Linked DNA regions of Mus musculus: regions 2, 3, 4, 5, 6 and 7 are each linked to region 1. Evidence: chromatin loops called from intact Hi-C (ENCODE). Cell type or tissue: heart. All regions are shown on one strand.

Region 1 (4,000 bases):
TTTGAGAAAGCCCTGGATCACGTAGTGGGAATTGCTGAGTAAATTATAACCCTTGACTTTACCAGCTTTTAAGAATATATGTGAAGATGTGAGATGCACAGGGAAAAGCCTTCTGCTTTGTTTTTGTTTTGTTTTGCTTTGTTTTTTTGAGACAGGGTTTCTCTGTGTAGTCCTGGCTATCCTGGAACTCACTCTGTAGAGCAGGCTGGCCTCGAACTCAGAAATCCGCCTGCCTTTGCCTCCCAAGTGCTGGGATTAAAGGCGTGAGCCACCAATGTCGCAGGGTGGGAAAAGCTTTCTGCAGTGCACTTACTTACATGGTTGCTAGGTGGAAAGGGTTCCATATGTTTGCTTTCTGTAATGGATATGTAGCTCCTGGGACATTTTTTTTTTTTTACTTGAATGAGGAAACTCCTAACAGTTCATTGTTTTCACTGACTCTTGTATCACGCTGTAGGCAAGATTGGTCTTTATTCTTCTAAGAGCTGGGATTATGGCTGTGCACGAATAATGCTCAGCTTCATGATTTTTTCCCTCTATGAAGCAAACCTGCCTGCACAGTTTCAGCAACTGACAGCCTCTGCTGCTGCTGCTCCTGCTGCTGGAAACACGAAACATCCAGGAGAAAAATTCTCACGTGAGAAATTTGCATTCCTCAAGATGTGTATGAAAGGCTCCAGTATCGAAATATATTAGTGGACAAGCTTGGACATAGTGCTAATGATTAATTGTTTTTGTAAATAGTTTAGTAGTGATAATTTGGACATCAGAATAACCCAGTACACCAATAAATTTCAGTATCAACATGTGATACTATAAATATTTTCAAGAGATAGACAGACAGAGAGAGAATATGAATGCATCAACGATAAACGTTCCTTTTCTTTGATTTTTTTTTCTCCACTAGCATCTACTTCCAGAAAACTGAAGTGCCTTTCCAATCCCACAGACAATAAATATTAAAGGTGTGATCTGAGTGTAAGGACTCTTGAATTGTGGATCCCTCTTCGCTTATAGGGAACTTTAACTGTTAGCTTTAAATTATGCTAGTATTTTCTCTCTTGCCTCTGTGAGGACAGGGAAGTGCACAGATGTAGAACCAAAGTTTATACTTGCCTACAGCTGGGGGGAGGGGGGGGCGGAGGGCATGCAACTTTGTTTTATGGCTTATGAATTACAAGGAAGAAACAACAAATGTGTTTTTCTTTAATAAAGAAACTTAGTTTTACTAGGTGTTCTGCTGCTTGAACTGTTAGCATAAGGACGATTTAACACTATTAAGCAACTGTTAGAGTAACTTTGCTTGTGGGCATTTAGGCATTTAGAGATAGAGAAATGGGAGCTATGAGGCCACTGGGGAGTTTACAGGTAGAGACTTGGCATCCCACAATTTCTCCCAACTCAGTTTAATTTACATTATAAGTCACGGCGCAGAAGTTGAGTAATACTTTAAAATAGCAATTTACCACTTCCCAGACCATGAAAAACCAGGAAGCTCAGGTCTGATTAAGTGTGATGAAATTGCGCTCTGAAATTTAAGGCAGTCTTTGCAACAGTTGAATCACCTCAAGCGGGAGTTCAAAGGCTAGAGTCAAGAGAGTTGTGGGGGGGAAATGAGGAAGTCTCCCCAGAGTGGCATGAAGTCAGCCACCAAAGTGATGGCTCCCAGAGGTGAAATGGCCTTGTGTTTGGGTGTGTGGGGGGAGGTGAGGGTCGGGGGTGGGGGGACTGGCTTTGCAGATCCAGCTTTGTGGGGGATGGGTCGGCTGACAACTGCGAGTTGCAGTCACACTCTGCATCCCTATTCACAATCCTCAACTCCACACCTGCCTGATATGTTGCGAGCCTCACTCCCGGTTTATTCCACTTTTCTCTTTTTGTCTGACCTTTAACTATTGCCCAAATTTATATTCCGATCTTATCCGAAACACATATACCATACAGCATCAAGATGCGGTAGAACTCAAACGAAGCCCACATCAAGAGCACGAAGAAGGGAAATAAAAGAAAGGAGGGGATGGGTGGGGAAGAACAGAAAAGGAAGTAAAAGGCAAGTAAGGTTTTAGCAGATTTCAGTTTTAGCCTTACTGCGTAAATCCGCTTTCATTTTTTCCTAAACAGCGCCACCTAGTGTCCATTGTAGCTCTCTGAGTTTTTTTTTCCTTTTACCTTTTCCTTTGGGTGGGGGCAGGGGCGGGGACCGCAAGGATCAAGGGAAAAGGGCGCGGATGCCCTAAGGTTGAAAAAAAAAAAAAAAAAAAAAAAAAAAAAAAAAAAAACCCGAGAAAGAAAACTCTCCAGTCTTGGCGTCATTGAAATTTTAAAATGGTATTTTGAAAACATTAAGTAAAAGGCTGTCAAGAGGCAAAAGTAATTTCAGATGTTTTACGAGATGACTGCTTCCGTACACTTTCTCAGGTTTATTGCTATCATCATTATTATAAACTTCCAATCGAGAATCTTTTGTATGTTTTCATGTCTGAGAATCATGAGAAAAAAAGAAATTTAAAAATTTTCCTCATTTCAGTGTCCAGCCCACCCACAGCGAAAACTGCGGGGGGGGGGGGGGGGAGACGTTGACATTTGCCTTTTGCTTAGAAAGTTTAGAGCTGGGAGGAAGAAAGGGTTAACAAATGGCAAACTAGTCGCTCTTTTTAGCGTCCTAGGCCATTTGTGGAGCAAACTAGGTAGCACGGACGTACACACACACACACACACACACACACAACGCGCACACACACACAGAGTCAGTATTCCGCCAAGAGCAGTGATTTAGCCTAAGAGAACCGTTTGGCCTTAAAATCATTTATATGCAACGGGGAGTTTATCAAGTCGAGGGAATCCTTGTAACGCAGACAGACTTCAGCAATATTTGCAGAGCAGGGCTGCCCGCTCCGCGGTCACTGCCTGAGGAGAGGTATCAGGCGGTGGTCAGCATCTGTGCTCCGCGTTTCTCAGCACACGTTAACAATCAAGTTAATTGAATTCATTGGAGTTTAGAAGCGGCCTCTAGCTCAGAGAGGGCTTTGAATGGCCAATTTCTCTCTCTTCCCCCCACTCCTCCCCGCCTCCCATCCCGCCCAGTCCCTCCCCTCCGGGTTCCCCAGTCTACACCTCCCTCCTCCACTCCCCTCACCCCCACTCCCTCCTCCGTCCTATTAAAACACCCACCGGCTCACTTGTTAAGACCCCCTTAAGTTGGAGGAGGCAGAAAGGCAACCACAGCGAAGAAGAAGGAGAAGTCAAGGCGTCTGGAAAGAATTACCCAGTCCTGGCTTCGAGCAGCCCATTGAACGGGGGACTTGAACCAGCCAAAGACTTCTTCATTCTGCTCTTGCTAGACTCTGCTGAGTCTTGACCCGGCTTGTAGGTTGATGTGAAAAGAGATTTTGTGTCGTCGGAGGGAAGGGGATTGGAGCAAATAGCAAAACAGGGGGAAAAGTTAATTTATTTTTAAAGCACATTTAACAAAAAGAATTAGAAGACTTAAGTGCAGCGGAAATAATAAAAGAGAATATTAGTGAAATTTCTTCTCAAAGAGGGGAGAACCAAGCATTTAAGGCTCCCCCATCTTTTTTTTTAAATGTTGTTTTTAAATTTCTTATTTTTTTTGGCCGGTCGTCTCAAATTCATCTGATTTCTTATTACCTCAATTTTGGAAACTTCCTTCCACGACCCTCCGGGACCACACAGACAGGCGGAGGACGAGTCTATGAGCAGGAGCTGAACAAGGTACGTTATACAGACGCGTTTGGGTGAACTTTGAATTCCCTAGATAGATTGGGGGCAGAGAAGAAATTATCAACAGAGCTTTAAAAAAAAAACCAACAACAAAAACCCCCTAGTTTCTATAGAAACATTTGAGGTCTGAAGTGTCCCCCAACTCCCCCCCCTCCCCCCCGCAACAAACTGCCCATGAGGGAATATTGCCAATCACTATCAAGTCTCGCAGCATACCCTGGGTTTTAATCATCCGGTGAAATCCGCTGCCTCTCTGGGC
Region 2 (4,000 bases), 630 kb after region 1:
AACTGTGATCAGTTTAAAACTGTGAGACCCCCTCTCTTCTCCACCTTCCTCTTACTGCTGTGACCTTCTGGAGAAGAGAGATAACAGGCGTGATAAGAAGAGTCACGTGAGCATGGCCTCGAAGGCTACAGCAGTTTCAAGTGTGACTAGAATGCTAGTCTCTCGTTAAGAATATGGGATTGAAATTGGACTCAGACGTGGTGTTTCAGTATACAAAATGAGACCTCTTTCATTACCTAAGAGACTTAATTGCCGTGATAATGACTTCCTGATATTGTGACTTGGCATCGCACGGGAAGCCAGTCACAAAAAAACAAAAAAATGATGTCATCACGAGCCCTTTGTGGCTAGTTAATTCAATGTGTGCCTGGCACTGAGCTCACAATGCCAACAGCCATTCACCAAAAGCCATATCCTGTGTTCAGCTTTGCAGTGGCTGTGCATCCTCTGAGCTAATCTGACCAGCAAGGAGGATTTCTCCTGTTGGTCTGTGATTGAGTAGGAAAGGTCCCCACACACAATTCTCAACATTTGACCCTCCTTTGGTGTCCCTGTCTTGAGAGGCTGTTAAACCCTTGGATACAGGAACTAGATGGCATTGACCCTAGGGTACAACTTAAGGCTGCTAGCTTGACTGCCTTCTACTTCCTGGTAGGTGGTGTAAAGAATCGACTGCACTCCAGTTATGGAGGTCTCCATGCCTTCCCGACCACAGTGATCTATATCCATCAACTGTGGTTCAAAATAAGTCTGCCTTCCTTCCAGCTGCTTCTTGTCAGGTCGAAGGGGAGAGACACATGGCTAATGCAATCTATCTGAAGTTTACTCCCATTCATAAATCAAAGTCCAAGCCATGAACTGGATGCTGCTGCTATTGATCCAGGTCTATTATGAAGAAGGGTAAGGGACTTTCCTGAATGAGTGCACACTGAAGGGGCCAAGCCGAAAGCTGGACATGGCAGGACCAGTGTGAGACGCTGCACACCAGGCAGCCCTTCTTTTCTACGTCTGTGGTCAGTAATCATATCTGCTTCCACATTTCTAATTCATCCCCTAATTAACACTTTGCTTCCAAGGTCATTTTTAACGCAATGGCCCAGGCAGCAGGAAATCACGAGACCAAGTGGAAGAAGGGTAGATGTCAGACCAGCTGGCTCCACTTCTGCTCTGTTCTATGTCAGGCAAATTAGAATCGCCAATCTTTAAAATACCTGCAGATCTTCCAACACTAAGCTAACACTAGAAAAAACCTAGTCAAATCTTGAAGCAACCTAACACTTACAAATCTTATAACTCCTTAAAATCTTATGAAGTACTTTAGCCTGTCTCCAGGGCCTTGCACGCTCTAGGCCAGCACTCCGCCTTTGCCTAGGCACATGGGTGACCTCAACAATGGAGTTACTGTCATTTTCATGTACTTAGAGGAATAAATGTGTAATCAATATTATTATGCATTCACTAGATTTTAGAGATAACAAAACTTCTATTCCAAAGCAAAAAATAAACGTGTGTACTGATTATGTAATAAACTTTCCAGGTTAAGGTATTAGCCAGAGAGAAAGTGAGAAAAAATGAAAAACAGAGATAGAAAAAGAAAATGTAACACACACACACACACACACACACACACACACACACACACACACACACACACACACAAAGAGGCAGAGGCAAAGGTGACCTTCCAAAAATTTAAAAAGAAACGCAGAAAAAAAAAAAAAAAAAAAAAAAACCGCAGTGGTGTGGCCAGTGTGGATGACCGACTTCTGTAGTATAGTAGCCCCATCTAGTGGACAAGATACATATTACATACTGCAACTCAAGACTTAACACCCCTTTCTCATTTAATCAGTAAAAGAAAAGAACCTTCCTGGTATTTTTCCAATGAACCAAGTGAATTAAATAAAAAGTTTGAGATCCCCTACACATTTGTAGCAGATGAGTCCCTTGGTCTTCATGTGGGTCCCCTAACGATTGGAGTAGGGGGCTGTCTCTGACTCTGTTGCCTGCCTTTAGACCCTCTTGCACAGCCGGGCTGCCTGATTGCGCCTCAATTGGTAGAGGGTGAGCTTAGCCTTGCTGAGACTTGGTGCGCCAGAGAAGGTTGGTAACCATGGAGGGCTTCCCCTTCTCTGAGGAGAAGAGGCAGGAATAGTGGGGGAAGGGCTTGTGAGGGGAGGACTGGGAGGAGAGGAAGAGGAGCTGTAAATGGGATTTAAAGTGAATTAATAAATTAATGAAAAAGGGAAACAGATACATACATAAATAGATGAGATAGATAGATAGATAGATAGATAGATAGATAGATAGATAGATAGATAGATGATAAATAGATGATAGATTATACATACATACATACATACATACATGTATAGCTTATAGATAGTAATATATAAACACATACATAGATACATAGATTTATATGCTGGTCCAACACATGAGGTACTTTGGATGCTCAGTTCTTAGGAGAAACAATGTCTCAACGAAAACTCTAAAGATAATGAAAATTTTAACGTTGTACGGCTACTGTTTCCAGTATTTGTTTCTGTTTCATTTACCTTTATTCATTTATTTATTTATTTATTTATTTATTCATTCATTCATCCAGCTGTGCTTACTAGGAGTACTTTATATACCGGAAGTGTCATCCTGTGTGCTGGAGACACAGCAGTGAGCAAAGCAAAGGCCTTGTCCACCTGGGGTTTTTGTCCCAGTAGGAGAAACATCACCAATCAATACACTTAAAATTGAAGCCAGCATTACAATACTGATCTTAGGAAAGTGGCTTTGGAAACAGGAAGCAAGAGGTGAGGGAAAGGGCCTTGGTGTTACAGAGGGTGGCTGATGGGAAGGGATCATTGATGTGAAATTGAGGAAGGAGGTAGTCTGGTGGCTACCACAGTTCATCAGTGGGTGCTGAGGGGTTGATTGCCTGTGCACGGGACTGGAATCCCAGCGCTGTGCTCTTCTGGCTCTTCTGGCTCTTCTGGCTGAAGTCTCTAGACTTCACTGCCTCAGCCACATAGTGGGAAAGGCAATGCTTTCGCTAGTGTTCTCTGGTGGGAGATCGATTGTATAGAATGTGGGGTCCAGGGTCAGGCACAGAATAAGCAGCATACATGCTCCCCCACCCCACTCCCATTGGTGATGAGAGTAGTTAAGTCTTTTTATTATAAATTTCAAGATCTAATATTACGTGACTAAGATAAATCTGAGATGACTTCTTATCAAGCAGGAGTACTTTGCAGGGTGGCACTGTGCCTTCAGGCATCAGAGAGACAGGTCCCACCCCATCCTTGAGGGATGGGGTCAGTCAGGTGATAAGAAATTCTGCTGAGTCCCACTAGCTACCGAGAGTGCATAGGTTCCTCTGGGTCTGTTGCCCTGGTGCTGGGCTGAGTTCAGGTCACGAAGTCTCTTGAATGCTGAAGACCAAGCCAGAACCTCAGCAGCAGTATTGGACTTAAATTCAAGTTTCTGTCCCACTTTTCATCTAAGGGATACCTAATAATAAATGATAAACTCTTACAATGTATATCAATGGTTTACATTTAATAAGGCGTATGACTCAACTGATTCTGTAACCAAATGATGACACTGTTTCCTACATGCAGAGACCAACAGAGAAGCTGATGATATTCCAGTGCCCGAGAACAGGTAATGGGAGACACTAATCCAGGATTCTGGGTGGTGTGTATGCCATCAGAGGTGTCACTACTAAATCACAGGCACGTGGAGTGGCTGGCTGGCTATATTTATAAGAGGTCAAATAGACCTTGATGGGTTATGTCGACCACATTCCTGCCTCTAAGACCAATGACTGCAGCCTCTCCCCTGCACTGGCAATCAGACTAGGGAACCCTAAGTCTTCTATGCATTCAGTGTATTTATCCCTTTTCTTGGGACAAGGTTTTACCATACAGCCCCAGATAGTCTCCGTATACATGCTAGGCTAGCTTTGAACTCAGGTAATCTCTTTGCCTCTGCTTCCTAAATGCTG
Region 3 (4,000 bases), 49 kb before region 1:
TTCCCAAAATCTCTAATGACAGATTTCCATCTTATACCAAAATTATACTATTACTATGAGGTTTCTGTGTGTTTTCCACTCCACTGTTGTCATAGTTTTAGACTCTGAGAATAGTATCTGTGATGTTGTTATTAACTACTCTAATAGCCATGTGCCTACTTGGACTTTGTATTGTGTTTGTCTTAATAGCACCTCAAGAGCCATTACACTAGGTGAACTTCGGCTGACAGTCACTGTGTGCCCTGATAATTACCTAACAAGTTGTACTTCTGCCAGCTGCTCTTTTTCAGTTCATATGCCAATGACTTGGTCCAATTTTAAAAGAAACTGCTACCATTAACTGAAATTATGAACACCTTATCTGGATTAAATTAGTTGGTACCTCTTCTGATGATCATGTCTGAGCCATCAATATCTTTTACCACATAATTAAGAATTAAAAAAATAAAAAAGGATTTATCCTAAAAGTCATTCTTATATGGATAGGTATCTGCCACTGTTGTTTTGTTTTGTTTTGTTTTTTAAATAGGGGCAATGGGGCACATCTTCGACTTGTAAAAACAAAGAGATACTTGAAATACTTGGCAAGAATGTTTTCTATAATGGAAAAATAAGTTGTATGTCATTTATACCCTATAATCCTTTTATTTTAAAAGCCTAAATCCTTAAATTGCTTATTAAAGGCATTATTGGTATTGACTTGCCCATTAATCATCCAGGAAAAGATGAGAACTCGGGAATTTTGAAAGAGTTTCATTGGGGACATCCCGCTTCCCTTAGCAACATGCTGGGAAAGAGGACAAGTAAGAAAGAAAAAGGTGGATTTTACTATTTCAGCAAGCATAAATTAAAGAACTACTTACAGTTACATTAAGCATAGTTACAACCTCTGCAGATTGAAATACAAGAGAAGTCAATTATATTATTAAAAAATCCACAGTCCAGTTATTAGTATTTAACCATATTAATCATTACGGTGAAATAAGTTGTGTTCTAATCCATGGAATTTGTGCTTAGACAATTACAGCAGTGCATGGTGCAATGATTTTAAGCAGTGACAGGTAAACTCTTTCTTCTGTTAGCTGGAGTAAATTTCCTCTCTGGGGAGTTTATTTTCAACACACCCAAACTTTTATAGACTTTGACCAGTAGTGTGAAGATGAGATCCAGCTACAATTATTTAAATATCAAAAACTTCCACCCGAAGTGGGTAACTTTGCTCTTGATAGTACAGGGATGAGAATCTGCCTAAACTAGAGGTTCAAAGGTTTCAGGAATTTTACTGTTCAATCTTGATATATCAATAATCAAATGATAACTTCCAATATAATTCCTTTTTTAAAGTATCTGTTCACACAAAAGGGAATGGTTATGGTTTTCATTGGGTCAATGGCTCCATTATGATAGTTATTTATCACTTTATTATCCATCACAGTAGCTCACATTTAACTAGAGCTCAATGAAGAGTTACTAATTGCCTATGGAATCACTAATTGCCCATGGAATGTGTGGCCAGTCATTTAAGACAAAAAGAGACTTGGACTTAAGAACACTAATATCTTTCCCATCTCTGACATTTTACTAGTCATTAACTGGATGTCCTGAGTATTGAAGAATTTACTAGAATGACTACAGGGCAAAGCAATGTCCCTTGCCCAATCACTCAGGATGAAACAGCCCCCATCTTCTTCACTCAGTCAGTATTTGACTGTTTCTCCTTCAATCCATGCTCTGGCCGAAGAATACCCACCACACTGCTTCAGTAAAATGTTTTCTGTATCAACTCATGACAGTATTAGCAGTTAACTGTCCTAGTAATAGGCACACGTTAGCTGGACTTGGGCTTCCTCCCTTATTGGCTTTCCGAATTTAGTTCCCTTTTAGATCCCTTTATTATTGCTATTTAATAAAAACCAATTCACTTTACACCTGACAAAATCAAAACAAAACAAAAAAACCCAAAAACCTCTTCTCTCTACCACCAGGAGGCAGTGTTGACGTATCTCTCAGGGGAAAAAAAAACCCAATGCTGAGTATGAGGTAGACCTTGACTTCTGAAGTCAGCAGGATTTCTCCAGGGACAAGAAACCACAGAATCCTAATATCTCAAAGGGGGTACCAACATCTGTATAATATATATGTGTATATTCAAGCTGGAGCCCGCTTTTCTAAACATCTTTGTGCTTCCCAATACTTGTAAAGGTATTGAAGTTGAATTTCTCACTATTCAAAGCTGTTCAAAAGCCATCTGATTGCCTAACTTTAGCTATTCCGTGAATCTTCTGTGTTTAAAAGACGCTGATAAATAGTTAAAGAATACAGTATATTTGCTTTGTTTAAAACAAAACATCAATTTCAAGATTTTTAATTTGTTAGCTGCTTTTATTTAAAACAATTCAGGTTCTTCTTTTTTTGTTGTTTTGTTTTTCAAGACAGGGTTTTTCTGTGTAGCCCTAGTCAGGATATTTAATTAGGAGTTTCACAAGATTTTTAAGTAGGAATAACTTGAATAGGGAAAGCAAGATCAAGCATGGTTTATGTTGTCATCAGGAACCAGTGTGCCAGATTATCTCCGAACCCAGTGACATAGGTGACAGGGACTCATACATCTGTTGTCATGTCAACAGTCATATATTCTCAGAATCTACTTGGCTCACCTCCCACCTTAACCTTCGAGCTGCTACATCACAATCCAAATAAAAGGCAGATCTCTTTGGTCCCTCACTCTCTTTCATCTTGTTTTTTTTTTTTTTTTTCACCACCTTTGTTCCCTTCCCCCACTGTATTGGCCTGGTATGGTCTGTCTGGATGTGAGCTGTAGAGTTTACACATGTATTGGACTCTCACAGCATACTACAGAATAAATATCTTTATTTATATTTATCAGACAAAAAAATACCTAATTAAGGTCCTACATCAGTAACCTTGCTAAATCAACAATAACAGGACAGCAAGCAAACTACTGAGCATCACAACTTTCTCTCTGATCATCTTTCTACTTAGATCAAGTTTTCCATTACAGTCTAAGCAGTGTTGATTAAGGATTTCAAATTGTTACCTGGGACAATCACAACCCCTAATTGTACCTACTGGCTTTCTAAGAGGAACTCGTTTTGCAAATTCATGGATATAAGATTATTGTTTGTTTGTTTCTTTTTCTAACTCACAATTTCTGCTATTGCAGTTTGACATTAGCTTTCCTAGGACTCATTCCCCTTGATTTAGAAAACTATCCCATTTTTATCCTAAATTTCCCTTTTTGAATACTAAGAAAAAAACATGAAAGAGCGTGTCTTTTGTCTTACCAATTGTCAAAGCCTAAGCCCTCGGAAGAAATGTGAAGAGTGATTAGTGTCATTTGTGACCTCAGGTCTCAAACCTGTCCTCAGCTCCACAGAGTCAGGAGACTATGAACAAGTCTGGGCTTGTGGCTTTTCTTTTTGCCTGCACTGATTTTGTCTTTTACTCTATCATTTCTCTATGCCTAGGTTTTCAAAATAACAACTAAAATGTCTGAATCTTTGTAAAGGCACAAAGTTATTCTTCTGAAATTCATAAATTAAACCTAAGAGGCTTCTGACAGGAAATTTGGTTATGGAGATCATTTAGGCCACCAGACTTCTTATGAGAGCCGAGGATATTTGGGGAATAAGATGAGGGTGAAGACAGGGAGCCTTTCAACCCATCCTTGCTTTGAACTTGCAAATGTGGGGAGGTCCTCATGGCCTTCCTCCTCTAGCATCTACATACCAAGGACTGGAATTACAGGCATGCTAACACTTCTGGTTAGTAAGAATATTTAAATCAAGGAACACTTTACCTCAAACATAAAGTCAAGAGCTGGTATTTCTTTATGGATTTTCTACTAAATGTTAACAGTTGATGGTCCAACAATAAGTGTTGTTTTTATTGGTATCCCTACTTTGGTCTGTTAAGATGCCAATGAAAAGCTAAAAGCTCTAGAACTTGGGGAAGATATGGTGAGCCAGCAAACAGACTC
Region 4 (4,000 bases), 710 kb before region 1:
GAGTGGTCATTATTTTTTATTTTTATATGGAATATCAAGACAAAACTCCCATATACTCTGACTAAATTACACAACTACCAAGAGGCAGAACTAGTGTTTAGATCCACGTCTGCCTGGGATTTTGAATTCTAACATGGCTTTTCCCTCTTTGCTATTAATAGTGGCTCAGTGTATCCTTGTTAATTGTATGCTATTTCTCTAATATTTTAGTCAACACTAAAACATTTCCAAGTGTCTCTTAGTGGGAGAGAAGTCTGTTAGCCTGAAAACTAGACAGATAGACAGACAGACAGACAGACAGACAGGCAGACAGACAGACAGACAGACACACACACACACACACACACACACACACACACACACACACACACACACACACATTCCCCCATAGCATTGACTAGGTATGCTATCCATGTCTGAGATGCTATCTGAATCCTGCCACCCCTGCCAAGGCTTGATAATTATTTGCTAGAAGAGAGTCACTTGTCACCTTTGGAAACATCATCTCTTACAAGATTGTTGAATTGATGGCAAGGATGGTGTAGTCCAATGAAGGAAAGTGTTGGAGTAGAATTTATCTATTATTCCTCTAATTGCTTAAAATCCAGTGATTTGGTTCACATACTTTGACACATCTTGCACATTTAGGAAAAAAATCTCTAGATGGTTCAGTTTCCTATGTTGTGTCTAATCATTGTTCAATCTCGGGGATTTATATTTGGTGAAGACATTTCTCAGACTCAGCACAGAACATTTTAGATACACACTTCCCTCAATGAGTCAGCAGCATGTGGTGTGAAATCCATCTTTAGAGGACAATTAACTGGGATTCTGTTTACAGCTGTCAGATTCCATAATGAAAAGAAACTTTTACTATGATAAGTAAGGCAGAGAAAGTATATTTTATGAATTTAGGAAGGGGAGAAACTAAAATCATCTCCTATGTTCATAGAACCACCCAGTTTGAATGGAATTAGGGAGATGGGAATCTTGTTGAGGCACAATACCCCAATTGCCCCTTCCTTTTCTCTCTCATCAGTTATAGCTACTAGGTCTTCTCTTATGAATATCCTCTTTCCTCCTGAATAAAAACTCAACTATCCTATTTAATCGTGAAAATCTTTTCTACAAATTATCAAAAAGCTTTTAAAAAGAGCCACAGCATTCAGTGGAAGGGACTGTAGACGTCCCTTGGCCAAGTTCTAGTTTTATAGGAAATTGTGATGCTGTGGGGCAGACACTGCTTTATCTTATTCTGTGTGTGTACCTTTGTTTTATATAAGTTAAAAATATATTATTGAGATTATAATATAATCACATCATTTCTCCATTCCCTTTGGCTTCCCTCCAACCACTCCTCCACATACACTTCTATGTTCTCCTTGAAATTCATGGCATCTTTCTAAAAATTAAACTATCTATCTATCTATCTATCTATCTATCTATCTATCTATCTATCTATCTATCTATCTATGCATTTATGCATATTCCTAAATACATAAAGCAACCTACTCAGTCTGTATAACATTACTTGTGATTTTTTTCCAATGATTTATTTTTTATTCACTTTACATCCCTAACACAGCTCCCCTCCCTCCTCTCTTCCCAGTCTCACACTTGCAAATCCTTCTTCCCATTGCCCCCTTCCCTTTCTCCACAGAGAAGGGCACCCTCACTTTCAATACTACCCCACCCTGGGACATCTAGTTCCAACATGACTAGGCATATCCTCTCTCATTGAGGCCCAACCAGGCAGTCCAGGTAGGGAGAATGAGATTCAATGGCAGGGAACAGAAACAGAGACAGCCCCCCCCCCCCCCCCGCCACTTGATAGGGGACCCACATGAAGATCAAGTTGCACATTTGCTGCAGATGCCTAGAGGGTGTAGGTACAACTCCTGCATGTTTTGTTGGTGGCCCAGGCTCTGTGATTTTTAGTCCCAGAGTATGAACAATATGGCCTACAGAGGGAGACAAAGACTGCACAAGTGACTCAGGTCAGTAGAAAGATTCTCAAAATTGGGTTACTTCTTTTTGATAGTCACTTTTCATGGTCTATGTAACTGATCAAATAAGCCTAGTCATTTCTGATCACATCACTGTGCGGGCACATCACAATTCATGATCTAATAAAAGACAGAAGCCAAACTGTGTCTTAGAACCCCTTGCTTTCCTTTTGCATGCAGACACAAGTGAAAGCAAGCAAGCCTCAGAGCTGTTCTTGGGTCCCCAACTGTTTCTTTGGCATAAAAGCAAATCCCTATGGAATATAAACTTGTGATTCATTTCTAAGCCTTAGTCCTGCTGCACCCTGTTCTAAGAATGCTATTGTCCCTGGCCAGTGACTGTTTGTATATTTCAGGATTTTGTCTACTAATGCTTTCTTCGAAACACTTAATGTATCCTATAGACCTGGAGAACAAAAGGAAACTGTAAAACCTTCTGAATTACTTAGAAATTTCACAACAGTTCTAGAGATTGATTGATAGAGAAAAGTGAGACCCTTTATGGTTGTTAGCCCTGAGTTCTTTGCTCTGTTTAAGCACAGTAGTGAGACTTCTCCTTAGGACACTGGGAACTTACTAGATGCTCTTTCTGTCCTGGGATAAATAGGATAAAATTTTTTGGGGGGGGAGTGGCAGGGGTAGGGGGAAATGCTATGTTCACTCGTTAGGACAAAATATAACATATGTTCTCTCATTAGGATGAAATATAACATAGAAGATGATGTTTTCTGTAATTAATTAATGTTTTCTGTAAATTAATGAGATGTAAATTAATGAGATGAGCTCCTGAGAGGAGGAGTCATGTTATTTAGGAAGAAAATACTAATGCATCTCTGTGTATGTAACCACAGATCAAGGCATAGGAACAGGGAGCTAGAAGTCCTGTTGCTAAGGGTTTGGGGATTTGACCATTTTAAAGTCCCTGAATTCTTGAAGTTGCTATTTGTTTGGGTAAATGGTCTACAGGCCTAAAGAAGATGCTCACATAATCAGAAGGCAGCTGTTCAGGCCAGGAGTACCTCATTTTGTTAGAACTACATATGTGTGGTGTGCTAGTAAATGTTCAACCACTGGTTCTCCAATAAAACATAAGGGCCTGGTGTTTAGTGTTTGCTAAGCTTTACAGCGTCTATTCCTTTACTTCTCTCATGAGTAATTTCAAAGTGCCAGTGAGGCTGGACCAATCCAGGTCTGGAATACTGGAATACATGCACACAATCTCCTCTTAGAAGCTGGGGCAAGGAGACTTCAGCATACCACCAATTTGTTTCCTTGCTCCGTTGCTCTAGGCCAGGCCCTGGCAAAGACAGTAGAAACCTATACATCTATTCTAGTTTCTAAAGAGTTTTGCCTCATTATTACTTCTGTGAATGGTGTTGGGAGAACCCCGAAACTTTCTCTTTCTTTCTGTGTGACCTTTGCTAGAGTCAGCAATGTATATAATTAGGAGCTCTTATTGTCTTCATTTTTTTAAAATCATTTTATTTGTTTACATTTCAAATGATATCCCCATTTCTGGTTACCCCTCTACAAACCCCCATACCATTCCCCCTCTCTTCCCTCCCCCTTTCCTCCATAGAGTGCTCATCTATTCACTCACCCACTCCCACCTCACTGCTCTAGCATCCCCCAATGTTGGGGCATCAAACCTCCACAGGATCAAGGGCCTTCCCTACCCCCAGATATGTCAGATAATGTCATCCTCTGCTACACATATATCTGGAGCCATGGATCCCTCTATGTATAATCTTTGGTTAGTGGTTTAGTCTATAGGAGCTCTGGGTGGTCTGCTGAGTTGATATTATTCTTCCTATGGGGTTGCAATCCCCTTCAGCTCCTTCAGTTCTTCCCCTAGCTCTTCCATTGGGGTCCCCAGGCTCAGTCCAATGGTTGCATGTGAATATCTGCATCTCTATTGGTCAGGTGCTGATAGAACCCCTCAGGGGACAGCTTTACCAGGTTCCTGTCAGCAAGAGCTTCTTGGAATCAGTAAA
Region 5 (4,000 bases), 540 kb before region 1:
TATATTATAGCTTTCAGCTTAGTATTTTTATGGAACTCCTGAGTGTGTGAATATATGATTCTTGTGCCTTCTTTTGGACCATTTTCCTTCTGTTGGTTTATTTGTCTTGTCCAACTTCAATGTCGTGGTTTTTGTTTTATCTTATCATTTTTTACTTTGTTATGCATCCTTGCTATCTCTTAGAAGCCTGTTCTTTTCAGAGTTAGAACCTGGAGTAGATCTGGATGGGAATGGAGATGGGAAAGATCTGAGAGAAGTAGAGGGAGGGGAAACTGTAATCAGGATATGGGGAAAGAATCTATTTTCAATAAAAGGGGGAGAATGGAAAAACAACTGAATATACAAATTTACTTCTTTAGTGTACAGAATCTAATTACATGACAAAATTTTGTCTTCCATAAATTAAAAATTAAATGAAATTTTAAAAAATTAAAGCTACTTATCATCAAATGCTGTATTAGAATGCCACTATACAGCCTTATTCTTAGTAAATTGTGAGTAATACAATAGTTTCTTGGTTGAAATGTGTATGAAACAGTCTGTGTGTCGGAGACAAGGTCTCCAAACTCCCTTGCTTGCCCTTTCAAGTCTTTCTTTACAAAGCCAGCTCATCATATCGGATGAATTTCATACATCTTTCTACACCCCATGATACATACAGAAAATGAGACTTGCTTAGCCTACCTTGGAATGTTTCAAAATCGGAGCATGAGTCCAGTCACAATGTTTAAACAAACATTATGCAACTAAAGTATGTATGTACCACATTTTTCCCTGTATCTTGATAGCACTTAACTTTAGATATTTATTTTCTAGTATTTATCTGATTATCAGGCTTTCTATCATCAATTCTTCTGCTTGCTCTAATTCTGATTTTCAATCAAAACCTGAAATTTGCCCTTTTATCGTATGAAAGCTTATTCTTGTAGACTCTAGTTACTTTTTTTTTACAAGTCTTTATTTTTCTGTAGAATCCTTTGAGACTACTTTCTGACTTATTCCTTATTAAAATACATATTTAATCTTCTTCATATAACATAACAATTATACGTGTTACATTCACTTTAATTGTGTGTGTGTGTCCATATATATATGTGTGTGCTTCCACATGCCATAGTCCATATGTGGTCATCAGAAGAAAACTTCTGGAAGTTTGTTCTCCCTTTCTCCTTTGCGGGTCCTGAACATTGAACTTGGGTTGTCAGTCTTGATGGCAAGCACTTAGACTTCCTGAGTTATCTTATTAGTACAACACTGTGGTTGTAACATGTGTTGTTTAGACCTTATTTTTCATGAGACTTAGAGATCTCCAAAATAATCACATATGATGTTTGAGTCATTGTCCTGCCCATAAATATGGAATGTGACAACAATTTGAGTCACTGTTCATCATAGAATAAATCCAGCTGACAATGAAAATAAGAGCATTACGTCTACACAGACACTAACGGCAGTAAATGATCCCTGTGAGAAGAATTTACACATTTGAAAAAGAATTAGTTTGTTTCAGTACTTAAGCTCTGGAAGACTACTATATTATGTTCAAGAGTTCTAGGTAAATTAGGCAACAAAATTACAGCAGCAATCAAGAGAGACACACAACCATTATTTTTATATGTCATAGGCTTCTGTAAAAATGAAGGTTAATAAATTAATACTTCCATTGCTATTCTTAGAAGTACAGAAAAGGTCAGATGCTTGAGAAATCTATTGCAAAAATGGTACTTAAACAGTTCTAATAAAAACTAGGAAAACTGTATGAAATTAAGCTGAAAACAAATAAGGAATGGAGAGGTAATGTTTAGCTTCTCAGGGAGAAAGGGATAGTAGCGAGGTAGGGAATGTATGGAACCTGAGCCAGTTGGGTTCAGAAAGTGGAGAAAAGGCAAAGGAAAGATCATCGCAACAGTATGTGGAGTCTGATCATTCAGTGTTTCCAGTGCTGGATATTCAGAGCCAGATCGCTAGCAGGCTCTTGCATGGAGATTTCACACAGAGATTTCACGTGGAGGTTCCAGGCCTTAGGAGCCAAGTCAGTGCTTCACAGATCCCACTTGTACACAACATTCCTTGTTTGGAGTCTCCAACCCAGCCTTCAGACAGTTTATTGCCTTCAAAGCAAATGCCCTCTTGGGGTATTCCTACTAAGCAGTGGTAATACTATTAAGTTCTTCTTATTCTTCAGTTTTTTTTAAAGAGTTCATAATTCTTAATATCCACACCACTGGGCTGCTTTCATTTCCTGAAGGGATCTTGATTTTCTCTATATTTGGTTCAAAATGTGTTACCAAGAGATGAATTCAAGGATGTGAAGACTGGGATTGGTTTGATCCTCTACCTGGGATTAAGCCTGAGGAATTTATTTATTAATGTTTTAGTTATCTATTGAATGTAAAGTCCCCAACTTGTCCTTTCTGTGGCATTGAAATGGTTTAAAGTTTTGACAGTAGAGGGCACTGGAGGGATATTGTTAGAAGATGGGCTTTTGAACTGTCCCTGAAGAGTTTCATCCTTTTCTCAAGTTGGAAGCTAGGTTTCCATGCCAGACTCCAGAAGGATGAATGAATGAATGAATGACCCTGGATGAATGTCAGTGATCATATCACATGTGTATAACCCTGCTTGTCTTCTGGGAGACTCAGAAGCCACTATCATTTCCCAGAAGTCTCTATAGCCCAATCATGCTTTCCTCTGAATGGTTAGCAATGACGTTTCTCCAAAGCTAAATATCCCAATAAATCTAATAGTTTCTTTGCTGTTTGGCTTCCGTCAAATGCTATGTGCAGCCAGCTGGTTTCTTCTTGTTCAGCAAGGTCAACACAACCAGTTTCCTAGTAACTAAAGCCCCCTTGTCAGTTTCCCACAGTTTGTAAGGTACCTGTGTATCTTGCTCCTTCTGAAGAGCTGTTTTTTGACTCTCTTGTCCTCTAGTTAGCTTCTTAGCTCTTTCAAAGTCACCATAAACAGACTGAGAACTCTTCAGTATCTTAAGACAGTGCTTTCCTGACCACCAACCACAGCCTTCTTGTACTCTATTCTGGGAATGTACTGTATGTCATCCTTAGTTTCCATCTCCATAACTGTCAGACTCATCTCCTGAGAATCTTAGTGCCAGCTGTAGGAAAATTCTTTGGCCTAAAATACTTTAGGAGACTTCTTCCCATCCAGTGAGCTGTAGTTATGTCCTTGTCAGTGATGACCAAACCCCAACTGTCGTGTGGACCTGAGCTTGTACTTGTTTCTTTAATGGCTATATCTTTTCAATCTAGGGGTAGTCTATAAAAATCTCTTTTATTTTCTAGTAATATGTAAATATCCAAACACTATCATTCATCCGTTCTTTGTGCTTAGTTTGTATGTAGGGGGAGGGGCAGTAGTCATGTAGGACCAGCATATGTGTAGAAGTCAGAGAACAATTTGTGGGGGTTGTTCTTTACATGGTTGTGCCATGTAAATCCTTGAGATTAAACTCAGGTCATCATGTTTTTCAGCATGTGTCTGTACCCACTGAGCCATCTCTGTGGCCCATCTCATTCCCTGTTTTAATTTTTTTTTTCTGTTCAAAATACCCCGAGGTCTCTGACTACTAGTTGTACCTGACTAATGCACATGGATGGGTGATTCAGTCTTCCAGATAAGATGGACGAATCAAATCATGTAATTTAGGACTTTGAGAGCAAAAGAGGCAGGACAACAAAGGATGAACAATTTTTCAAAGAAAAAAAAGTGCTGAGAATTAATAAAATAATTTAAAGACAGCTAAATAACACAGATCACCATGAAGGTAACAGAGAGAAATGTGCAAAGCAAATGTGGTTTTCTCATTTTATATGTAAGTGAGTTAGGAATGAAATTTGGCACTTCTATCATATTTAACAGAATCTTTGCCACTGGGGTGTTAATGTATCTGAACTGTAAAAAAGTTTGCACATTCTGTAGTAACACTCCAAGTGCACTCAACTACCAGTAAATGTTCAACATGTACAGAGGAGATAAATAT
Region 6 (4,000 bases), 350 kb after region 1:
CCAGCTTATGTCATGCCATGGTAGAAGGAAGAAGAATCAAGAATGACAGATATTAAAAAAATAAATAAAAAGGTGAGAGGCAGCAAAGAGTGAGGGAGTTCTTGACAGTATCACAATGAAAATTCAGTTGTAACCTTTGTAACCATTCAATAGTGGAGTACCATGACACTCTGCCCATACTTTCAAACGGTCTTTTATAGCGATAAGTAGAAGGTAATGTGGTGTTGCAGTCTGCTGTCTTATTGTAATTCCCCCACTCCTGTGCAGCCCAGTAAAATACAGAAAGTCCCTAGAGCCTTCACTTCACTGACAATCTCACAATGCCCTTAAAAACTGGGCCAAGGATTTCTCTCCAAATCAGAAGATCCAATTTTCCCAAGGGGTGTCTGGGACAGACAGGAAATTGTTATTAACCAAATGACTCACATGCTGAATCACAAAACAAGAACCATTTGGGGAAAGGTCGCCCCTCTTGGCTGTAACTGCAGAATGTGTTTCCAGTTAAGTAGACACCCTGAGGCCCCAGTGACAAGAAGCCAAGACTGACCAACATCATCTTAGCAGCACTGCTGATGCTTGCGTTGGGATGCCTCACAACTCAAGCACCCCTACACCATTTGGAGTTTTGCATCTTTGAAATTCCCAAGGAAATGTCCTCTGGAGAAATTACAAAACTTCCTTGATGCCAGGAACCCAAATGTATGTTTCAAGGAAAGGCTAACAATTCTCCACAAAGATGTCAACTCCCAGAGAGGTTCCATAGCCAGTTATTTCATTTCTTTACTTCCGAATGATTTACACATTATTTTCTTGCTGCCCTACAGATGAGTATTTATTTGCTTTATTATTTAAATATACTGATGTCTAGAGTGATAAATCAAAGTGTAGTTCAACAAAGGATAAAACCTGGAAGCTTAAGTTAAAGTATGAGTGTTATTTTTCATCCAGGTACACTGCTCTAAGATTCAGTAAGTACTCAGTGTCTTTCCCTTTGAACATATTAACTAAGAATCCTCAGATTTTATCTCCCAGGACATTATTCTGCCATCCATTCATTTATAGTCTCATTTACAGAACACAAATATATTGAATGTCTATTATGTGAATACATTCAAAGATATATGATGAGTCAACTGACTTGGGTCTGACCTCAAAGAATCATGTCTCAAGTTTTGGTCCTTCCCCTACCAGTTCTGTGGGAAAGAGTATCCCTCCTTCATTGAGTCTGAGAAGAGGCTGATAGGCCAGAGAGGTGATGGACTTAGGTATCTCTGCTGTTGTCTCCACTCTTTTAGTTTCCCACTGGACTAGGACCAGGTTTCAAGGTGTTAATGCTCCCTTGATTGTCGACATCTCAATACAGAGGAGATCTCTGAAATTTTTCCTGTAGTTAGTTCTTTCTTTGTTTCAGTGCTAGAAAGCACTCCACAAGTTAAGCAAGTGCCTTACCACTGAGCAACTAACCACAGCCCAGGAGCTGTTAAACTGCGTAGTTAATTACATACTCAACTACAGTAGTAAGAGAGGACATGAAATTACTTGCAACTAGTAATAATCGCCCTATTCTCTGCTCAATTAACTTCCCTGGATAGGAAGAGCTAACTTAGAGTTCTCTCTTGGACAAACTAAACAGTCTGGATACACTTTAATTTATGCCACTGACCCTGAAGTTCAATCATAGTTTTTATTTAAACTTATACCTTTTAGAAAGCCCAATTAATTTAATCATGTGGCAGGTAACTCACACAGTTACCTTTGAGCTCCAAACAGTAAATCTAATGATTCTTTTTGTCAGTGCCATTTACACCCAATTAAATTGGTATTCTCAACACTTAAGCATGAGTGTCTACTAGACTGATAAAGAAAGATTCATGAGTTATCCACATTTAATGATTCAGCTGTTGTTAGAGAGGGGACCCAGCTAGGGGGAGGGGGAGGGGGAGGGGCAAACCAGTTTCTTTTTTCCAACTTTCTCTCTCTCCATAGAGAAGAGAGCTTACAATGCACCACAGTGTGTGAACAGAGCTGTGTGCAGTGTTACCATTGAGCAATAATAGATGACTTGTGCTCCCCAGACTTAACAGGCCAGTGAGCAGCATCAAGCTGCAGATGGACTGCTCTGAGGCTGCCACGCACTAAAAAAGGATGAGAAATAAAAGTGTCTACGGCTATTGTAGACATATTTACTCCTTGGTAGGCGATTCCCATAGCGACAACAACAACAACAAGAAACTGTTACTGCTAATGGAGGTGGGAAGTTTTCACTGCAAAAGGGTGTGATAATGGCCCAGGACCTGAACCTTATCTGCATGCAACCACCCCCTCTAGTGATAATTTAGTGAATGGACAGGCTTTTTCTAGTTTCCTTTGGCAACAAGTTTCTCATTGCCATATGTTATGGCTCTTAGCTCCAAAAGCATAATATTGTTACATTAAATTAGCATGACTTATTTTTAAGATACTTCTAAAACTTCATTGTTGTGGGTCACTTGGTTCTTGCTTTCTGAGTCTCCCCCCTGCTTTTTGTATTTTAACTTGAATCTAGGAAATATCCAATTTGCTGGAATGAAAAAAGACTTCTCAATACCCTTGTCTACATGCCCCTTCTGGAAAGCCAGATAAAGAGTAAAATACAACACAAAGGACTACTAAATTCATGGGATCACTGTTATTTCTTTCTAGGAAGAGGGCCTGAAATATTCTTACAATCTTAGTGATCTCCCTTTGTGCCACTGTTTCTCCGACTTTCTCAACTCTCTCACCCCGTGACTATATCCAAGCAATGTCCAATGCAAAATCCTCGGTCTTCAGGGCAGGATTCACTACCCAAAAGTGCTCATGGGAGAGGCTAAATATAGTTACAAGAATACATATCTTCATACCCATACCCTTCCATAATCTCTCAGACTTTACAAAAGGCTCCAACCTTCCAAGAAGTCCCGACTCAAGTCTCAGTCTCTCCACTGTTCCATAATGTAGGATTTTATAAGCTTTTCTTTTTATTTCTACTTTCTTTGGGAGCCATGAAATGTATTCTTCTGCTACTGTTCTTTATATGAGTATTTGTGAACTCTTTGCAATAATGACTTCCTTGGCAACAAGACCCTTTTTGAATTCTCTATTTAACTGTAATTGTCCAGATGATGAGATTTTTATTTGATTGATTTTTACAAGTAATTTGTTGGGATACATTTTTCTAAGAGAGCTATTAGACAATGGGAAACCCAAGTTCCTTGTGAGATACAGATTCCTGGCTACTGCTCCAGGAAGGCATAATGACAGGAGACACTAACAATGAAGAAAACAGAGAGAAACAAAATTGTATCTCCAACAAGGGAGCAATAGCACGATACATTGTGGGGAATTCTCTAGACTAAAGCTTCCTAGTACATCCTCATGAAAGTGCTGCAGCTTTACCCCCCCCCCACACACACACTCACACTACATAAATAAACGTAATGTTTTTTTTTAGAAAGTAAAAACTATAAAATGAGGGAAACCCATCAAAGACATTAGAAATGACAAGCATCACAGGCTTGAATTCATTTAATTATACGGATGAAGATTTATAGGACTAGAGAATACTATTGTGCTTTAAAAAACATAGTAAGGGAAAACTAGACCTCAAATATTCGTTGATCATATTTGTTCACTCTTCCATTGTAAATGGAAGAAGCACTTTTGTACTGGATGATCTCAAAGAGGACATTTCAAAAATTTCAGCTTTGGTAATCCCCTTGGTGCTTGGATTCAGAAAACTTTCCATAGTGTAAAATTCTGGTATCTATATCTTTCTTCTTCCTCTTCTTCACCCTTTCCTCACAATTCTTGGCAGTAGTGACACTTTCAGTTCATTTTGTCAGAAGGCTCCCCACTTTTTGGTAGTAGTAGCAAACGTGACAGAGTGTATTTGACATCAGAAATAACTTGAACCCTATCTCTAATTATTATTATATATATCCAGAGAAAGATATTTAATCTCTGCTTTCAGGATTTTAAT
Region 7 (4,000 bases), 160 kb before region 1:
TCTCATTTGAAGAGATTACCTAAGAGGCGAAACATTATGAAAAAGATTTGATTGACTAAGGAAGTAGCTAGTGATACTACTTCATAGCTAAGACAACAAAACCACTTTCACAGAACGACAAGCCAAGGACCATGACATATTTGAGTCACTGATTTAATAACAGTATGAAGGCTGTCTTGAAATGTTGACTGACAGAGGATGTGCACAAGAGAGTGGGGGAGACTGTTCTACCTTCTGTCTAATAGGCATGAAGTTTGTGATGTCAACATGACAGCAGCAATCCTGTTGATGGTACACTGATGCTTAGAAAAATTAGCAAAAGTAGACGACAGAGAAGGCATTATGAGTACATTGAAAAAATATGTCTCCTCTAAATGGAAAGACATCTGGACATCTGATGCCTGAGACATCTCCACTGTACCCTGCCCTTGGATATCACAGTCTCTATGTATAATCCTGAGTTGGATTCAGTTGGAAAGTGCATCATATTTTCTTTACATGGTCCTGGTGTAGCAAAATATTACCAAAAAACAGAGCTCACATCATCTTCCTGGATTCTTTGTTAAAGGATCACAGTTTTTCTCGTTGTCACCCACAGGCTCTTGTGTTTTCAACAACTACAAAATCAGATAATCCTCCTCATAAACTGACCTCACATAGCTGCTAGTTGGCATGGCGAAATTATACTCAACCTTAAGGTTCTAATGACCTATGGCCACAACACTGATGCTTCTGCAGAGACTGTCTCATTGTTTGGGGAATATCCTCAAAGATAAGCCTATTTTGTATCCTGGCAGACCCTTCACATCTGACGTTAAGGGAAAAAAAAAGTTGGCAAAGAATTGTAGCTGAAAGAATTTTAAGTTTTACCCATGGATAGTCAGGGAGGGCAATTCTCCTGAAAAGGATTATTTGACAACTACAATAAGACTCTTTGTTATTAGAATTTAATTGATATTTGTAGTAGAGAAGAAAGCTGAAAGCAAAGCAGGACACACGGCAAGCAGGCAAGCAATTAAATCTATTTTTGTGAAGGCTAATCAATGAGTTGTCAAGTTTGGTAAAGATTACCCTCTTGCCTCGGGGTTGGACTGTAAAGATCACGGAGGGGCAACTACTGAATTGAAGAATGTCAAACATTCATTTCCATGATTGAAACATTAAATCAAGCAAATCTGTGCGTGGCTCATACATGTTAGCAGATGGATTTCTGATATTGAACTGTGTGTCTTTCCCTCTGCTCTTCCTTCCTTTCCTTCCCCTTCTTCCTCTTCCTTCCCTTCCTCTCCCTGCCCTTCATCTCCCTCACGTTCCTCTCCCTCCCTTCCCTTTTTTCATCTCCCTTCTTTCCCCCCTCCTTTCTTTCCGTTTTCCTTTGTCACATATGCTGTGGACTAGATTATCTTTAAAGCCCACTAAGTGTGGTGATTTGTTTATATTATACATCCAGAGTAGAAAATGGAAATGAATCAAATGACTCTAAATCACAGAACCCTAGCAATCAACACATGGTCTGGATTAAGTTAACGAACTAACCTCTATATCAGAGTCGGCTTTTGAAGAAAAGGAGAACTTCAGCATACAAATCAATATTGCTTTTCTTTGTCATGAGTGAGACAGAGCACACTTTTTTTTTTTTTTTAGAAAAGGGTTTGCAAGAAGGAAAGAGAATTTTTAAAAGTGGGATACTTGTTTATTAATGTTCTGAGGCATAATCTAAGTTTTAGAAGCTACAGCCATGAATCTCAGCCACCAGAGGGCACTGTACAGCTAACAGCTTGGTTGTTGTCTTTGTTAAGCTGGCTATTCAAACATCTGTTGCTTAGAGCCATCACCGAGTGCCTAGCCTTTACAGCACCTGGAGTTTGATTTCCATTTAAATGTATGTCAGTTTGCGTTACTGAGATCAGGGAAAGGTCTTCAGTGTAATTTTTCCACTTCCTAGCATTCTGGAGAAACCCTCAGGCAAGTGTAACCGTAATCATTCAGCGCCGCAGGTTGTGGTGACCCCCCAACCGTAAAATTGCTTTTGTTGCTACATCACAACTGTAAATGTTCCTACTGTTATGAATAGCAATCTAAGTATTTGATACATAGGATATCTGATTCGTGGTTCCCATAGAAGGGTTGTTCAACCCTAAAGGGGGTCATGTCCCACATGTTGAGAACCACTAATTTAGAGACTCCAAAAGTCTGAGTATGGAATACAAAACAATGTACAAGGTCATTTTATATAAATAAAATGAATGAGAAAATTGAAAATACAAAACTATGGAAAATGTTTACAAGTTTTACCATAAACAGTTATTTTAAATATATATGAATATTTTCTAAATATTTAAAAGAAAAAAATTAAATTTTTGATTTAAAATGAACAAAACATATGAACAAATATGCCACAACACCTGCAAATTAATGACCCAAGTAAAAGAAATTCAATTAAAACTACACCAGGACACTATTTCTTTTTCCTACTAGTAAAGCATTCAAAAGTTTAGAGCTGTAACTATTGTCAAGGGAATATGGGACCAGCATGTCTACATGGCCACGACATTGTAGGATGGCATAAATTTTGTGGATGAGAAACTGTTATATAAGTAACAACTTTACATATGTATTTACATTTTGGTGTACAATCTCTGCTTCTTAGAAGGTATTCCAAATGTTTGTAAACCCATAGGGGACTCCATGTCTATAGATACACATTCCTCCAATATGACCAAAAATGTCACACATTCAACTGTACATCAGCAGCAGACATGGGTTGAAGTAAATACAATATAGTTATCATATATGATATTATAATATACATCTATATGAAGGAATAAGCCATACATATTTATTATCTCTTCATTATACTCATAAGAAAATTATACTATTAAGTAAATAACAAAAAGCATAAACTATAGATATAATATTGAGAAAATATGAATAAATATCATTATATATAGGTATAATATGTTTTAAATATCAAAAATGCAAGAATCAGCCAATATATATAAAAAAAATGAGTTACCAACAAAGAAAGCATAGAAGAGAGGAGAGAACCAGGGAAGAAAGACAGAAATCTCAAAATTCAGCTTATTTCTAACTTTTGACTATTAAACTATATAAATATTTTGCTAGATACATTAATAAAACTTCTATCAAGACAGACAGAGATGTAGCTCAGTGTTAACACCAATTGTCTAGCATGTATAGAGCCCTGGCTTCGACACCTAGCATGGAAGAGAGAAAAAGAAGAAAGAAAAAACTGAAGGAATTTATGAAGGAAGGAATACAAAGGGAATTTGTTATAGTTGAAGGAAAAATGTGCATGCATCATATAAAATTGATCATACAAAAAAATCATTATTATTCTCAGTATGTGCTGCTCCTGTGTTACTTCAGCTGAAAGATGGAGAAACTTTGAGCTTCCTTGATGAAACCAGATGACCAGAAACAGGGTCAATGTTGTGATTAATGAAATACCTGGGTAAATGCATGTTGCATCTTATTAAGTTCTAATAGCAACCTAAGAGAGGTCTAACTTTATAATTTACAAGCCAATGTACTAACATATGAAAGGATATACTGTCCTTTTAGCTGACCAATGAGGAGACTACATCTAGACACCTTCTTCCATGTAGGCTGATGGAATTCAGTTTGAGCTTCTGCTATGAATTGTTCTGGTGAATCTGCCTCATATGACATTCCTGATATGACTTATAAAAATTTTAAGGTACTTCTTACTTGACATATGCCTATTTGATATTATACTTTTGAAGCAATCCTTTTTCAACTGAGTCATAATATCTGTCAATCAACTACCACTGCTTTCTACTTTTGTAAGATTAAGAAAAGCAAAAGCCAGGCGGACTATTTTTCTATAAAAGGCATATGAAATAAATGCCTTCAAATTACTCAAGCTACAGTTCTGAATAATTATGGCAAAGCAGAATGAACACTCACACTACTAAGTATTAGAAGACAGAGACTTTGATTATTTTGATGTATGATC

Evidence for each region. Hi-C counts contacts between places; a loop is a spot of excess contacts. Peaks named below come from ENCODE experiments on the same cell type or tissue, not always from the same donor. Only the 100,000 strongest peaks of a DNase experiment are listed, where the experiment ranks them.
Region 2: a loop joins it to region 1, with 4 times the contacts of the local background. A loop is called at or near these places in 4 of 42 quality-filtered maps.
Region 3: it touches region 1 in a loop (7-fold over the local background); 10 of 42 quality-filtered maps call a loop at or near these places.
Region 4: a loop joins it to region 1, with 6 times the contacts of the local background. A loop is called at or near these places in 9 of 42 quality-filtered maps.
Region 5: a loop joins it to region 1, with 4 times the contacts of the local background. A loop is called at or near these places in 7 of 42 quality-filtered maps.
Region 6: a loop joins it to region 1, with 2.9 times the contacts of the local background. A loop is called at or near these places in 10 of 42 quality-filtered maps.
Region 7: it touches region 1 in a loop (13-fold over the local background); 16 of 42 quality-filtered maps call a loop at or near these places.

Annotation. Positions count from the first base shown.
Region 1 is chr15:56,693,726-56,697,725 of GRCm38, reverse strand. Has2 (hyaluronan synthase 2) reads left to right here and starts at 3,180. Exons shown (of 4, transcript NM_008216.3): 1 at 3,180-3,732. Has2os (hyaluronan synthase 2, opposite strand) reads right to left here. Exons shown (of 4, transcript NR_002874.2): 2 at 3,958-4,000; 3 at 3,649-3,771; 4 at 3,266-3,363. In heart, a CTCF peak has its summit at 2,121 (motif pointing left); a DNase peak (open chromatin) is centred at 3,045; H3K4me3 peaks cover 2,512 bases; H3K27ac peaks cover 2,229 bases.
Region 2 is chr15:56,064,118-56,068,117 of GRCm38, reverse strand. No RefSeq gene overlaps it. Among named protein-coding and RNA genes, the nearest start is that of Gm46516, 140 kb to the right of the region's middle. In heart, a CTCF peak has its summit at 1,818 (motif pointing left); no DNase peak of the experiment used is centred here.
Region 3 is chr15:56,743,103-56,747,102 of GRCm38, reverse strand. No RefSeq gene overlaps it. Among named protein-coding and RNA genes, the nearest start is that of Gm41327, 13 kb to the left of the region's middle. In heart, a CTCF peak has its summit at 1,980 (motif pointing right); no DNase peak of the experiment used is centred here.
Region 4 is chr15:57,406,652-57,410,651 of GRCm38, reverse strand. It overlaps a transcript of Slc22a22 not described here. Among named protein-coding and RNA genes, the nearest start is that of Gm35627, 110 kb to the left of the region's middle. In heart, a CTCF peak has its summit at 1,968; no DNase peak of the experiment used is centred here.
Region 5 is chr15:57,229,095-57,233,094 of GRCm38, reverse strand. No RefSeq gene overlaps it. Among named protein-coding and RNA genes, the nearest start is that of Gm26178, 8.0 kb to the left of the region's middle. In heart, a CTCF peak has its summit at 2,430 (motif pointing right); no DNase peak of the experiment used is centred here.
Region 6 is chr15:56,342,775-56,346,774 of GRCm38, reverse strand. No RefSeq gene overlaps it. Among named protein-coding and RNA genes, the nearest start is that of Gm41326, 65 kb to the left of the region's middle. In heart, a CTCF peak has its summit at 2,333; no DNase peak of the experiment used is centred here.
Region 7 is chr15:56,854,017-56,858,016 of GRCm38, reverse strand. No RefSeq gene overlaps it. Among named protein-coding and RNA genes, the nearest start is that of Gm38516, 91 kb to the right of the region's middle. In heart, a CTCF peak has its summit at 1,749 (motif pointing right); no DNase peak of the experiment used is centred here.